2 separate regions of the Mus musculus genome follow, and region 2 is linked to region 1. A link is a loop called in an ENCODE intact Hi-C map of the cell type or tissue named here. Cell type or tissue: left cerebral cortex. All regions are shown on one strand.

Region 1 (8,000 bases):
TTGCCCTGCTCTGGGAGCCTCCTAGATGCCCATTTGGGACTTTTACTGATTGTCTAAAACTAAATTCCTGACTACTCATTGCTATTGTCAACTACTGTCAAAGCAGAAAGGCCCTCACCTTCCTTCTTCCCCTCCTTTTCTCTGCTGTGATTACACCAGCTTCAAAGTTGGTCAGAGAACTCAATGCTTACACAGGTCCCTCTTTATTTGTAGTCCCCTCACCCCAATCCAGGGAGGTTGGAGGACACCCATTCACTGGTCTATATCTCTTCTCACTGACCAGTTGGAGCCCGGCCTGAAAGGAGCAGCAGGACAGACTTCCAGGCACAGGGCAGCAGAGTCAGGATCAGGTGTTCACAGCAAATCTTGACTACACAGCAGAAGGAAAGGGTGAGCTACAGGAGATGTTGCTCTAAACACACACAGATAGGAAACATCTTTAGAAAAAGGAATGAATTTCTTAATGAATGGGAAACACTGGCGAATAAAAATGAGGTCAGAATGGCGATGCGTAAAGAATATGAAAATTTAAAAGTAATACCAACAATTGACTTTTTAAAAAAGACAACTATTGCTGAGGGCCAGCCCAATGTGTGGTGTTTCTTTTCTGGTGGGTTCATCTTACGGTAGTGGTGGGGGAAGAGTGAAGGTGGAGGGTAAGACTTTGTCTTATGAGTTTCTGAAGTAAGACTTTGTCTTATGAGAAATTTAGGGTTGCTGTATAATAAAAAGTTTACTTATCTAAGTTTAAGTAACTATGCCATTGTAGCTGACCTGCCTTCTGTGATCCTGAAGCCAGAAACTGCAGTTTCTGGCACTTAGCACCTCTTCCTCAAGCCACAAAGGATTCAGTAAATAGCCTTTGTTCTATCTCAGCAGGGATTGCTGGGATCTAACTTTCAGCCTCCTCCTTGGAAGTCTCAGGAAGAGAAGACATTAGAGAAGTGATTATAGAATTTATTACTAGTTGTAAAAAGTTTCTTATAAAAACTAATTAAGGGGGAAAGGTTCCTTAGTCGGGAAACAAAAAAAAAAAAAAAAATCCTCTAAGGTTAGTATAACTGGGGAAAGGCAAAGTCTCCTCTATTGATCTCTTTGTCCTCAGTACTTATACATCTTCCAGAATACAAGATCACATGTTACAAAGTTCATCACAAGTTCACACAAAAAAATCAAATTGTAAATTGAAATAGAAGTTTACAACAGCGAATGTTTACATGCATATCCATTAGGAGTAATTATATGGCTAAACATCCATCACCTGTCTGAGCTCCACAGGTTCACTGAAGGTTTAAAACCATAACTAATGTATTAGTGAAGTTTTGTATAGATAAAGCCAGTTGAAATTTTATCTTCTGTCCTAGTACCTATAATAAATCATTAGTTGCTTTTTAATGACCTTTGGTTAATTGTTTTACAACCTCTTGGAATGTGCTCTGAGTAGGAGAAAGTCTGGTTACCATCTAACAGAAATTAACTGGTGACACCTGAGAGACTGGCAGAGTTCTCATTGCAGCTTTGACTATCAGAAAGGGACCTAATAGAAGTCCCATTATAAAAGAGCTTAATAATCACAGATATAATTTTAGGAATTCTTATAGGATCATCATAAAGACTTAAGTCATTTATTAGTCTACATAGCATCACTACCAGACAGTACATCTTTGTGGATCTGCAGAGGGGTGTGTTCCTACTTAGTGATTGTTATATATGTTTAATAATAACAGGAAAAGCATATTAATAGCAGAAACCTTTCCCAAAATTAGTCCCTCACAGCCTAGCTTAATGAGGGCTCACCTGTCGCAGATTATATAATAATCCGAGGCAGGCCACTTCAGGATGATCACCTGCTAGTTATTAGCTTGTCCCATTACGGCTCCTGACAAAATATAATTGAAAGAACACATAGGGATAATGATTTTGAAAAGAGCTGGCCCTTCCCTGTTAGAAGGAATGGCATTAATATGATAGTGTTTGACCTTGTCCCTATGTGCAAAGTTAGCTGCTGAGATCTCTAACCTGACACACAGCCAATAACATGTGTTTCAAATTTCTGAGCTGACTTAACTGTGTCAACAAGGACTGGAAATATCTATATACATCCCTTAAATGGAAATTCAGTATTCACTTATCTCAGGTTAAATTGTACACCACCAATTTTAAAACACTGTTGTGGTAAAATTCTTCATCTCAAAAATTTAGAAAGTTTCTTCATCAATAGGAAAGCAAGGTCACTGCCTGGGGAGCATGAGACTGGGATCAATGGTGCCTGAGTCAACATAGCTTGTCATAGAAACACTTCTAGTACAGGGAAGAAGATGCAGCTCTCCTAGAATAAGATACCTTCCCCAGGAGCAATCACTCCACAAACAATTACAAGATTAATTAAGAAAAATCTCTTTAATTGCAGCATATATTCAGCTCTGGCTAATGCTTAGAGAAGAGACAGCCCAGAACAGATTTTACATTCCACATATGCTGTCTCATGTAAGTGTGTCTTAGGTTCCAGCCCTGGGCAATGTTTTAAACAATTTAAATATGGACTAGAGACTGCAAGTCCCACAGATGGGAGACTTACACAGAATAGATATAATCTGAATTATTTCTTAGATAAATCAGTGCCCTGAAACAGCAGATCATTCATCAGTGACAGGGTTCTGAGATAGAGGAGCCAGAAGATGCGAAGGTTGGAAAAGTTGAAGGAAGAAAGTATCAAAGCTGGGATGGGGATGTCTTGGACGGGCTCTGTCTTATGCCACACAGGCTTCTGGAGAATATCATCCTGTATACTTCTTACAGGGACAAAATGGAACAAAATAGGAGACTTGTGTCAAGTCAGCACAAACTACCATGAATGGGAAAAACACAGGAAGGATCTAATAGAAGAACGTTGTACAAAAGGAACACTGAACCTCTCAAAAACATTCCTGACCAAGCCCACACTGGACTCGGGACTGATAACCATAGCCGCATGTGGTGGGATCTCAGGGTCTGAAGCAAGCCATCCCCGAAGGCCCTGGAGGCCCCGAAGGCCCTGGCCCCAGACCACCACCCGCTCTCCCAAGCACCATCCTTGCTTTAGAGAAGGAGCTCTATTTTATTCTCAGCACTTCAGGGCCTTAGGGGAAGCCCCTAAGCCTAAGCCCCAGGCTGTCATTGGCTCTGGAGACTGAGAAGGGGCTGGGCCATTCTCCATTCATGAAGGCCTCATAGAAAGCCTCCCTGGACCAGGCCAGTCCTCAGCACAGCAGTGGTTTTCCTTTTCAGTTATCACCAAGTGTGGTCTTGTCCACATGGCAAAACTATGCTTTGCTTAAGAAGAAAACCAGGGGGCTGGCTAGATGGCTCAGTGGTTAAGAGCACCGACTGCTCTTCCGAAGGTCCCGAGTTCAAATCCCAGTAACCACATGGTGGCTCACAACCATCCTAAACGAAATCTGATGCCCTCTTCTGGAGTGTCTGAGGACAGCTACAGTGTACTTATATAAAAGAAAGAAAGAAAGAAAGAAAGAAAGAAAGAAAGAAAGAAAGAAAGAAAGAAAGAAAGAAGAAAACCGGATCTTTATGGCACACCAGGCCTTAATGTTGGTCGTGACCCTATTTTGCCCCTTAGAGCCACTTGCTAGAGGCCTGTTCTTTGATATCAGGATGGCCCTAGTTCATGATTGTAAACCAGATTTGTCTCCTTTGTTATGGTTTATAGACAAATGTCTGGACAATCTTGGTAATCAAACACATATACTAGCATCCTATTATCCGTGGGGTGTTTTAGAGGCAGTCCTCCCTCAGCTACATTCTACTTGGTGTCACTATAAGTTTTGGTAAATCCTTTACATCATCAATTTTACGCTTCTAAATCACAGCTCAACATTGGAGTGCTACCCAACACACGAGGTGCCTTTTACAGCTTCCACAAAATCAAAGCCAAAGGGATCTTACACTTGCAAACCTACATATTAAAGGGCTAAATGCTAAGGCCAGAACTTCCTGAAGATACAGAGAAACTAAAGCTCTCCGCGTCTGGCTTCTTGCCAAGGATGTTTCTACACAGAAGCCCTTTCCCCAAATGCTTTGTGCAGATGCAGCCACCCTAGTGAGGTTATTCAGAGGCCACCTCCGGCTCCAGGGAGAGAACAGGACCACAGGGAACCTCACAGGCCTCTGCTTTTGTCAGGCTGCTGTTTATCACGGAGCCCCGGGGAAGACCCATGACAGCAGCTCCCTCTGCTCAGCCCCCTGCTCTTTCCTTTTGTTGGACATGGCCCTGCACTTACCATGTCGGGACTTGCCTGAGCTCTCCTCACGGGACTCCGCGGCGGCACACGGAACATGCCAAGCAGAAATACTCAGGATTGCCCTGCTTCACAGAAAGGGCCATACAGAAACCCTCGGGATTTATCTGCTTCATAAAGGAACTAGCAGGAAAGCTTCCGGTAAAGCCCGCCTTCTTCTCTGATTGGCAGGACCGCCTCCATGTGCTGATTGGCTAGTGAGTCTTGAGTAACATAAGCACCACAATTAGGGTTAGAGTGCACTGAAGGGACACAGTGGATTAGTCCTGGGCACAGTCAGAAGCCAGTCCTTTTGCAGATCTGCAGAGCTTTTCATTTCAGTACATCTTGTGTCTGTTTTCCCACCTAGGTCCGGGGAGGATCCACAACTCCAGCTTCCGGTCGGCTACCTGCTTTCCCCTTTGTGGGCAGTGACCCTGTGCTACTTTGTTGCAACTTTGAAGCTGTCCTGAGCTCCAATCACAGCACTAAGTAGGCACTTCCCCTTCTTCCTCCTGTAATCTAGGTCCATAAACTGTGTAGCCCATTTCTCAACTTACCGTGGAGTTATCAACCTGTCCCACAAGTGGAAGGGTGCCCAGAGTATTAACAATTACAGAAGTATATTAAGAGACAAGAGTTTTTGTTTTGTGTCTTCTTCAGGGTTCAGGAAAACTACAAGTACTTTTTACACCTAATACTTATGAGTCAACCATCAGAACCAAGCAGGAACCATATGACAAACACTGTGAAGCACTCTAATTAACCAATAAATCTTCCTCAGTGTCTGGTAAAATAAAATAAACAAACAACAAAACCGACATCTATTTTAGTAAAATTTCTCTAGATAAAGAGAACTCGAATGGTCAAGAAGCGCCTAAGGAAATGTTGAACATTCTTAGTCATCAGGGAAATGCAAATCAAAACAACCCTGTGATTCTACCTCACACCAGTCAGAATGGCTAAGATCAAAAAGTCAGGTGACAGCAGATGCTGGCTAGGATGTGGAGAAAGAGGAACACTCCTCCATTGCTGGTGGGATTGCAAGCTGGTACAGCCACTCTGGAAATCAGTTAGGTCATTCCTCAGAAAATTGGACATAGTACTACCTGAGGACCCAACAAGATTCTCCACCATATAACAAAGACACATGCTCCACTATGTTCATATCAGCCTTATTTATAATAGCCAGAAGCTGGAAGGAATCCAGATATTCCTCGAGAGGAATGGATACAGAAAATGGGGTACATTTACACAATGGAGTACTACTCAGTTATTAAAACAATTAATTTATGAAATTCTTAGGCAAAGAGATGGATCTAGAAGATATCATCATGAGTGAGATAAGCCAATCACAAAAGAACACACATGATATGTACTCAATGATAAGTGGATATTGGCCCAGAAACTTGGAATGCCCAAAATACAATTCACAAACCACATGAAACTCAAGAAGAAGGAAGACCAAAATGTGGAGACTTTGATCCTTCTTAGAAGGGTGAACAAAACACCCATGGAAGGAGTTACAGATTCAAAGTGTGGAGTACAGACTGAAGAAATGACCATCCAGGGACTGACCCACCTGGGGATCCATCCTATATACAATCACCAAACCCAGACACTGTTGTGGATGCCAACAAGTGCTTGCTAACAGGAGCCTGATATAGCTCTCTCCTCAGAGGCTCTGCCAGTGCCTCACAAATACAGCAGTGGATGCTCACATCCATCCATTAGACTGAGCATAGGGTCCCCAATGAAGGAGCTAGAGAAAGGACCTAAGGAGCAGAAGGGGTTTGCAGCCCCAAAAGAGGAACAACAATATGAACTGACTAGTACCCCCAGAGTTCCCAGGGATTAAACCACCAACCAAAGAAAACATATGGAGGGACTGGTGGGTTTAGCTGCATATGTAGCAGAGGATGGTCTAGTCGGTCATCAATGGGAGGAGAGGCCCTTGGTCCTGTGATGGTTCTATGCCCCAGTGTAGGGGGATGCCAGGGCCAGGAAGCGGGAGTGGGTGGGTTGGTGAGCAGGGGGAGAGGGGAGGGTATATGGGGAGGGTGTTTTTTTCAAAGGGAAAACCAGGAAAGGGGATAACATTTGAAATGTAAATAAAGAAAATATCCATTAAAATGAACTAGATTATCATCATCATAGTTACTATATTATAATTAAAATTAAGTGTTTTATTTTTAAAAATAATTGATAGTCTCAATCTCTCTATCATGTTGGAAATGAATTTATTTGAATGGCTCAAGAGCTGTGTCATTCTACTATCCCAACAGTGCCTTTCTACCAATGAAAATTTAAGAATCTACTCATTGTTTAGTCCATGTGGCTGCATGCCTCAGCTGGTCTTTAGTTTATATCAGAATTGCAAAAAAATTAAGCCCTAATGCCAGTTTTTAAAAAATTAACTTGCTAGCCAGAGGTAGGGCAGGCAGACAAAGAGAAAGATCTTCAGTCTTCAATCTCCTTTGTATATGTAGGCTGCCATAACAAGCTGTGATCTAGATAAAAGGTGGATTTTATCAACTCAAAGATCCATATTATATAAGGGCACTCCCATTTCAAAAGGTACAATTAAGAAAATTACCCACAATAGCCAACTATTTGGATTTTGGCTAATTCCAGATATATTTAACTTGACTACCAAGAATAGCCAGTGCAACTATCTAGACAAAGACAGATAAGATTTTTTTTTCTTGTGGCATGCACTGAGAGCATGAGAGCCATTTCCAAAGCAACGATTTTCTTCTAAAAAAGAAAGCATTGAGTCTTTACTTAGGGAATGTGGATACGTTCACATAGAGATTTGCCTACTCCTAAACATGCTAAGTTCTTCTCATGAACTTGGTCACAAGGTAATAGCAGAGATTTTTAAAAGGATCCTTAGCACAAAGTCATGCAGAAAACATATGTAAATTATAAAAATGATGGACAGAAATGTCTGTGAGATGTCCTTCTTGTACTACAAGGTCTTAACTGAAAAGCAAGTAAATGACACTGTGAAAGTAGTTTGCTCAGGAGCCAATGCTACATGGTAATATCATTACTTGTAGTCTAAGAAACAAAGGTAAAAATACCACAAGTCTCACATATAGAAAGTAAAAAGATCACAAATACCAAGGACCGAACTTGTCTAGGTACGGGTTCCTAAGAGTATGGTATTTGAGAGCAGCAGGAAAACAAGCAACTTGAAATCCAATCATGGGTCCAAGATGGCAGCTTGTGTTTGGAGGGGTGTTCTACTCTGCTTTAGCCCTTTCTTGATATTCTAAAAACGCTCTGGTTGAAACAGCAATCTTTCTGCTCACAACAGGTCTCTCTCTGTATTTTTTATAAGAATTCTTGCATCTACTGGCCAAGTAAAAAAAGAAAACTTTTAAAAGTAATTCTTGGGTTATCAAAATCAGAAAGCAAATAAACAACAACAACAACAACAGTAGTAGTAGTAGTAATAATTCTAAAAGAGCTGTTTTTGTTCTTCAGACACCCTTATTTGGATAGCTACTAGAAACCATTTTAAAAGAGCTGTGTCATCTGTTTAAGTAATTCTTTGGGCTCCTGACCTCAGAAATCCCTTTAGAAAAAATTCTTGAAGAGCTGTGTTCGCTCTCTAGGGATCTTCAGATATCTCACTCTACTGTCACTACAAAAAATTCTAAAAATGAACTGCTATCATTTCCTGCTAGCTCATGTCATGCAGACTGAAAACCCAGGTGTATT
Region 2 (8,000 bases), 230 kb before region 1:
ATGTTCTCCTGGCCTGGGGACAGTGGCCCCCACACTAACCATGGCATAGCTTGTGGTCTTCCTCACAGCTTGCTACAGATGCATGCTAGGAGAATCCTGCAAAGAATCTGCAATCCACTGATGATCCTGATTGCTAAGCCTGCCAGTGTCCATCATTAGATTAGAAAACCCAGCTGGGCCTCCTCTTCTGGGGATCAGAGAACAAATGACCCTTCCATCCTAGGTGCAGACAGAGTCCTAATCTGGGAAGACCGTATTTAATAGATTTTTTTTCTAGACGCCCAAAGCACTTATTTTCCTCTTCCAAGACACTAGAGTTCTTTGTTTGCATAGTCCATGACACACATAATGTCCAGTGCAGCCATCTCTACTCATAGTTGGGAAGTCCTGCAGCCAAACTTTAATAAATTCAAACAGTAACAACAGTTAAAACACGATCATCAATTTTAAAGCAAGAAACAGTTGATAGGAAGTGAATAAAAAACCAAATAAATAAAAAAGAAAGGACATGACTGCTTGGCATAGGCAGAACCAGGAACATCTGGGAGAGTCCAGAGGGGACAAATGTGGAGAGAGGAAGGAGGGGAGAAGCAAGAGCCAGACCAAGATATCAGGATGGTAAGTGGTAGATTTACATCTGACAAGAGCAGGCAACCAACATGGTTGGATTACAGGAGGAATGGCAGCTGGAAGAAGGGCAGCCTAACCCCCAGGCTACAGGGCTAGGTTTGCAAACCATGCCAGGATCAGGTAGGGACTGAGGTCTGCTGAGAGAACCTGACAGGCAGGTTTGCTTTGATTTGTTAAATAGGATCTTCAGCCATTTGTCCCCGGGCTTGAGACTTAACAGTGGGGAGAAAGGAGAAGGATGATTTAATTGTACTCTCAAAGGTTATTTTTTAAAGTTAAAACATGGTTTATGGTCCAGTATTCTTCAGGGACTAAACGTATGTCCTAGAGCCCATCAAGTATTACTCATATCTTTCACTCACATTGTGTATTTTAAGCCAGGGAAAAATAACATTCCTGTTAGGCACAGCCACAGTAGTTTGTCTACATCTTGTGTTACTTGAACTAGCTTAAATACAGAAATTTGGTTTCTAGAAATAAGATCAGTTCCTCATCCAGATTCGTGATTGCCCTGCTCTGGGAGCCTCCTAGATGCCCAGTTGCGACTTTTACTGACTGTCTAAAACTGACTACCTGACTACTCATTGCTATTACCAACTACTGTCAAAGCAGAAAGGCCCTCACCTTCCTTCTTCCCCCTCCTTTTCTCTGCTGTGATTACACCAGCTTCAAAGTTGATCAGAGAACTCAATGCTTACACAGGTCCCTCTTTATTTGTAGTCAGTCCCCTCACCCGAATCCAGGGAGGTTGGAGGACTCCCATTCACTGGTCTATATCTCTTCTCACTGACCAGTTGGAGCCCGGCCTGAAAGGAGCAGCAGGACAGACTTCCAAGCACAGGGCAGCAGAGTCAGGATCAGGTGTTCACAGCAAATCTTGACTACACAGCAGAAGGAAAGGGTGAGCTACAGGAGATGATGCTCTAAACACACACATATAGGAAACATCTTTAGAAAAAGGAATGGATTTCTTAATGAATGGGAAACATTTTATGATTAAAAATAAGAGATCAGAACAGCAATACATAAAGATAATGAAATTTAAAAAGTAACACCAACAACTGACTTTGTAAAAATATCAATATAATTGAAAGAACACATAGGCATAATGACTTTGAAAATGAGCACAGCCTACTCTGGTAGAGGGAATGACATTAACAAGACAGTGTTACTCGGGAGGCAGAGGCAGGCGGATTTCTGAGTTCGAGGCCAGCCTGGTCTACAGAGTGAGTTCCAGGACAGCCAGGGCTATACAGAGAAATCCTGTCTTGAACCACTCTCCCCGTCACACACACACGAAAAAGCTTGTGTCATCCCATGTCAACATCCAAGTCAGAGGCCTCAAGATCTGGATCACAGGTGTGCCCTCAATATCTGGATTGCACTTCATTCCAGATATAGTCAAGTTGACTACCAGGAATAGCCACCACAACCAATATGCATAAATTAATACATGCTGGAAAATTACAAAGACATTCACCCTGTGTGAACTAAGTCCTTCTTCATAATGGTGATGCCCGCAGCTGACTCCTTTGAACTTTAGTCTGTGGTCTAGCTATCCTGTTTCTTCTAAGAGCATACACAGCAAGCTGCTCCTCCTACTCTGGTCTGAAGGCAGAAGGCATGCTCCACAGGCAAAAGCCTTCACCTGTTACTGAAATGAACACTTCATTACATGACTCAAATGGGGAATTTTAAAACACTGGTGTGGTACAATCCTTTATCTCAATAATTTAAGAATTTTCATCCATAGGAAAACAAGGTTATTGCCCGGGGAGCATGAGACTGGGATCAAAGGTGCCTGAGTCAACATAGCGTGTCATAGAAACACTTCTAGTAAAGGGAAGAAGATGCAGCTCTCCTAGAATCTTTACACCTTCCCCAGGAGAAATCGCTCCGTAAGTGATTACAAGACTAATTAAGAAAAATCTCTTTCATTGCAGCATGCATTCAGCTCTGGCTAATGCTTAGAGAAGAGACAGCCAAGAACAGATTTTACATTCCACATATGCTGTCTCATGTAAGTCTCTCTTAGGTTCAGGCCCCAGGTGATATTTTAAGCAATTTAAATATGAACTGGAGACCGAAAGTCCCACAGATGGGAGATTTACACAGCAAAGATATAACCAGAATTATTTTTAAGTATACCAGTGCACTGAAACAGCAGGCCACTCTTTGGTGATGGGGTTCTGAGTTTGAGGTGCCAGAAGATGAGAAGGTTGGAAAAGTAGAAGAAAGCAGTGGTGGCAAACGCCTTTAATCTCAGTACTTGGGAGGCAGAGGCAGAGGTAGACAGATTTCTGAGTTCAAGGCCAGCCTGGTCTACAGAGTGAGTTCCAAGATAGCCAGGGCTACACAGAGAAAACCTGCCTGGAAAAATAAATAAATAAATAAATAAATAAACGGAAGAAAGTATCAAAGCTGTGATGGGGGTGTCTTGGATAGGCTGTCTTATGCCACACAGGCTTCTGAAGAACAGCATCCTGTATACTTCTTACAGGGGGAAAATGGAACAAGATACGAGACTTTTATGAAGTCAGCACAAACTACTATACAGTGAGAAAACCACAGGAAGGAGCTAATAAAAGAAAGCTGGAGAAACAGGAAGAGAGAACCTCTCAAAAACGTTCCTGACCAAGCCCACACTGGACTCGGGACTGACAACCATAGCCGCATGTGGTGGGATCTCAGGGTCTGAAGCAAGCCATCCCCGAAGGCCCTGGCCCCAGACCTCCACCCGCTCTCCCAAGCACCGTCCTTGCTTTAGAGAAGGAGCTCTATTTTATTCTCAGCACTTCAGGGCCTTAGGGGAAGCTCCCAAGCCTGAGCCCCAGGCTGGCATTGGCTCTGGAGACCTAGAAGGAGCTGTTCTATGCCTTGCTTGACCAGGCCAGTCCTCACCAAAACAGTGTTTTTCCTTTTCAAAAGGTTGTCACCAGCTGTAGTCTTGCCCATGTGGCAAAACGATGCTTTTCTCAAGAAGAAAACCAGACCTTTATGGCACACCAGGCCTTAAAATTGGTTGTGGCCCTATTTTACCCCTTGGAGCCACTTGTTAGAGACCTGCTCTTTGAAGTCAGGATGGGCCTAATTCATGATTGTAAAGCAGAGTTGTCTCCTATGTTATGGTTTGTGGACAAATGTCTGGACAATCCTGGTACACTACCACATGTATTCTAGCATCCTATTCTCCATTCGGCCTTTTTAGCATAGCACATACCTGTGTGGAGTTTTAGGGGCAGTCCTTTCTCACCTACATTCGACTTGCCGTCACTACAAGCATTAGTCTAGATCCTTTACATCAATTTTACTCTTCTACATCACCGCTTAATATTTGAGTGCTATCCGACACACGAGATGCCTTTTACAGGCTCCACAAAATTAACTCGAAATGGGTCTTATACCTACCTGTAAAATGCCTAAATGCTAAGGCCAAAACTTACTATAGAAACTAGGGCTCTCCGAGTTTGGCATCCTGCCAAGGGTATTTCTACACAGAAGCCCTTTCCCCAAATGTTTTGTGTAGATGCAGCCACGCTAGTGAGATGATTCAGTGCCCACCGCCAGGTCCAGAGAGAGAGAAAAGGACCACAGGGAAGCTCACAAGTCTCAGCTTCTGTCAGGCTGCTGTTTACTACTGAGCCCTGGGACGACCCAGCACTCCAGCCCCCTTGGCTCAGCCGCCTGCTCCTCCCCTTTGTGGGAGACCGCCTGGCACTTACCATGTCGGAACTTCTGGGCTTGCCTGAGGTCCCCGCACCCAGGAGCGGTACACAGAACACATCAAGCAGAAACATTCGCGACTGCCAGCTTTAAAAGAGGAACTTGCAAGATCGCACCCGGAAGAGCCCGCCTTCACTTTTGAGTGGCAGATCCGGCTGGATGTCCTGATTGGCTAGTGAATCTGGAGTGACATACACACCACCCATAGGATTAGAGTGTGTTGAAGGGACACAGAGGAATAATTCCAGGCACAGGTTGCCAGCAGAGGCCAGTCCTTTTCCGGGTCTGTAGAAATTTGCATTTCAGTACCACCTGTGTCTGTCTTCCAATTGCTTGCTGGTCTTTTTCCCCCACCCTGGTCAGGGGAAGACCCACAACTCCAATTTGCTGTTGCTGAGTTACCCGCCTCTCTCCACTGTGGGCCACATTGCAAATTTGGAGCTTTCCAAAGCTCCAGTCACAACACTCAGTAGGCACTTCCGCTTCTTCCTTTTGGAATCATTGAGACTTTACTTAGGGAATGTTGATAAGTTCACATATAGGTTTGCCTACCCCTATGCATGCTATGTTAAATCCTCTTCTGAACTTGATCACAAGGTAAAAGCAGAGATTTTTAATGGCATATAGCTCAAAGTCATGCAGAAACATTTTGTAAATTATAAAAGTGATGGACAGAAATGCCTCTAGAATGTCCATCTTCTATTACAAAATCTTAGCTAACCATCCAGTAAATGACGCTGTAAAAGTAGATGGCTAAGGAGCCAATGCTGCCTGTTAATCATTATCTGTGATCTAACCAATAAATGTATCAAAATGTATAGATACAAAAATGTATCAATGTATAGAAAGAACAGAGAACACTAATGCAGAGGACCAACCTCACCTAGGTCTGGATTCCTAAGAGAAGGGGTGTTCGAGAGCAACAGGGAAACAAGCAACTAGAACTCAAATCATGGGTCCAAGCTGCTGGCTTATGTTCTGCTGAGATAGCATTCCAGATGAGATGGCTTCCCAGACTGCTTTCTCTGTGTCTGTGTGTTCTGCTCTGCTCTAGACAGATTTTACCTTCTATTCTAAAACCTCTGAGGTTGAGACAGCTAGCTTTCTGCTTGAGACAGCTCTCTGCTAGTAAAAATTCTAAACGCTCTCTGGATAGCTCCTCAGTTTTCTGACCAAAGTCAGAAAAAACTGATCTAAAAAATTCGTGGCTTTTCCAACCAATTCAAAAAATACTGTTAGAAAAATTCTAAAAGTAATTCTTGGGTTTTCAAAATCAGAAAGGAAAAAAAAATCTGCTGTGTTCACTCTTCACATAGTCTTCTCTGGATAACTGCTAGAAAATATTTTAACAGAGCTGTGTCGCCTCTCTAAGTAATTCTTTGGGTTTCTAACCTCAGACATTAGAATGTTAGAAAAAAATCCTGAAGAGCTGTGTTTGCTTTCCAGAGATATCCAGATAGCTCAGCTCTCAATACTGAAAAAAACATTTTAAAAAGTAGTGCAGTATCTTCCTGCTAGCTCATCATATGCAGATCAAAAGCCTGTTTTTTTTAATTATATATGAATTTGGTTATTTATTCCAGGATCCCTTTTGATTATCCTATGAATCACCAGCCCATAACCCCAGCTCCTTGATGCTTAGGAGACAGCAAGTACATTTTATTTATTTATTTTTAACAATGTAAAAGAATTCAGAAATCTTGCTTAACTCTGTTATGTAGCTGGGTAGGAGTGTGCTGGGGGGACACAGAGTAGTTGCAAGCAGTGGAATGTTTCTATTGAGGCTTACTGGGCTATCCTAGTAGGTATTTGGAAGACTCTGCTGCTGAGAGTGACTTGTACTGTGCAGACCTGGCCCAAGATGTTTCAGTGAAGAAGAACTTCAGTATCTGGCCTAGAGACTGTTTTTGGTGAAGAAGATGGGTGCTTTATGCCCTTGTCTGAAGAGTCTACCTGAGACTAAGGTAAAGAGATTTATATTAGTTGTATTGACAAAAGAAGTCTTTAAAAAAAATCTCAGCAGAGACCTTGTTCTCTTGTTTTGTCTTATGAAGAGTGTTTTAATGAAAAGGAGCAAGCAGGAAGGAAGAGCTACATCCAAGAAAAGAGGTTCCCATTTTCCAACTTTATTAGAATATGTGTGTTAATTTGTACTAGAAGTCATTATTCTTCTTTCTAAGTGGTTCAAGGAAGATTAAAAAAAATAGTTGCTATCAGCACATTCAAATAGGATGTCAAGGGGCTGGAGAAGGGTCTCGGTGGTTAAGAGTACAGGCTGCTCTTTTAGAGGTCCCAGATTTGAGGCCCAGTATCCACAGGACACACATCCATGTGTGACTCCAGTTCCATGGTGATCAATCCCACTTTTCTGGCCTCTACAAAGCATCAGGCATGCATGGGACACATAGATGTACATGCAGTCAAAACTGCCATACACAAAAAATATTAAATAAAACAAATCCTTTCTCTCAAAAGTTGAATTCATCAGGCTATTTTTATTTCTTTCTTTATTTTTAAACAACCAACCGAATACATAAATATGTAAGTAAGTAAGTAAGTAAATAAATAAATAAATAAATAAATAAATAAGTGAATGGGTTGGTGTCAGAGGAGTAAGGCTGGTGGTAGGAAAAAATAATGTGAATTTGTGGCTGTTTATGCCTTTGAACAATGTTTTCAGGAGAGGGTGAAGGTGGAAAACTGTGCTGTAGATGATAGTGAATGCTGAAAGACTGAGAGGCCATTCTTGTTGAAAACTGAATGCATGGTGCTAGAATCACTGTGTCTGTTGGGTAAACATATGCACATGAATGAAAGTGTCCATGAAGGACAAAAATTAATGGGAAGAATTTACCCTGTAGCTACTGTGACATGCAGGTTTAACCTATCTCTTGTCTGTATTGGGAGCTGAAGTCTGGTTCTCTGAAAGGGCAATGTTTGCATTTACTCAGTGAGCCATCACTCCAGCCCCATCACCTACTTTCTTTTGTCTCCCAAAACGACCTGCCCAAGGTGCTACTCTACAAGATGGGTTAAGTTCTTTCACATCAGTCATCAATCAGGAAAATCTCACATGGGTTAGACTAAAGACCAATCTTATGGATGCATATTCTCAAGGTTTCCTTTTCACAATTGCCTGTAGCTCAGATCAAGTGAAAAAAAAATCTAACATGAACCACAACATACATATCATACACATATGAATAAGTAAGGTTATATAAACTAGCATTTGATTTTTAATGCTTTATGTTGATCAAATACCAGTAGATGCATGTTAACATATGTTCTGACAGGTAGATTGGAAATGAATTATTTCTTTTATGTATTCATATTTAAAAAGGCAAAGTCAAGATTTATTCCTCCAAGAGAACATCATATTTGCAGATAAAGTTCTATTATTGTCAAAAATATTTGTAATAAGTTTCCTTTCTACAGATAAAATTACTGGAGATATATTAACCACCTGTAGTAGCATCCAAAATGCATGCAAGATGGCTATGTATATAATAAATGGGCTGCCATAATACATATCTTCTCCAAACTAACTGTAAATAATAAACACAGCATGTCTGGGCTAAAGCAAGGGGGGGTATGGGTTTAGGGCATGGGGTGATGCTCTATGAACTAGGATCTATGATTATGCCCAT

The links. Hi-C counts contacts between places; a loop is a spot of excess contacts. Peaks named below come from ENCODE experiments on the same cell type or tissue, not always from the same donor. Only the 100,000 strongest peaks of a DNase experiment are listed, where the experiment ranks them.
Region 2: it touches region 1 in a loop (7-fold over the local background); 3 of 42 quality-filtered maps call a loop at or near these places.

The regions. Positions count from the first base shown.
Region 1 is chr2:150,358,314-150,366,313 of GRCm38, forward strand. 3300002I08Rik (RIKEN cDNA 3300002I08 gene) reads right to left here and starts at 4,452. Exons shown (of 4, transcript NM_027017.1): 1 at 4,275-4,452. The coding sequence starts at 4,331. In left cerebral cortex, no CTCF peak of the experiment used is centred here; a DNase peak (open chromatin) is centred at 4,456; H3K4me3 peaks cover 1,190 bases; H3K27ac peaks cover 757 bases.
Region 2 is chr2:150,132,216-150,140,215 of GRCm38, forward strand. It overlaps Zfp120 (zinc finger protein 120), which reads right to left and starts at 4,463. Exons shown (of 4, transcript NM_181266.2): 1 at 4,353-4,463. The coding sequence starts at 4,427. In left cerebral cortex, no CTCF peak of the experiment used is centred here; a DNase peak (open chromatin) is centred at 4,524; H3K4me3 peaks cover 1,551 bases; H3K27ac peaks cover 815 bases.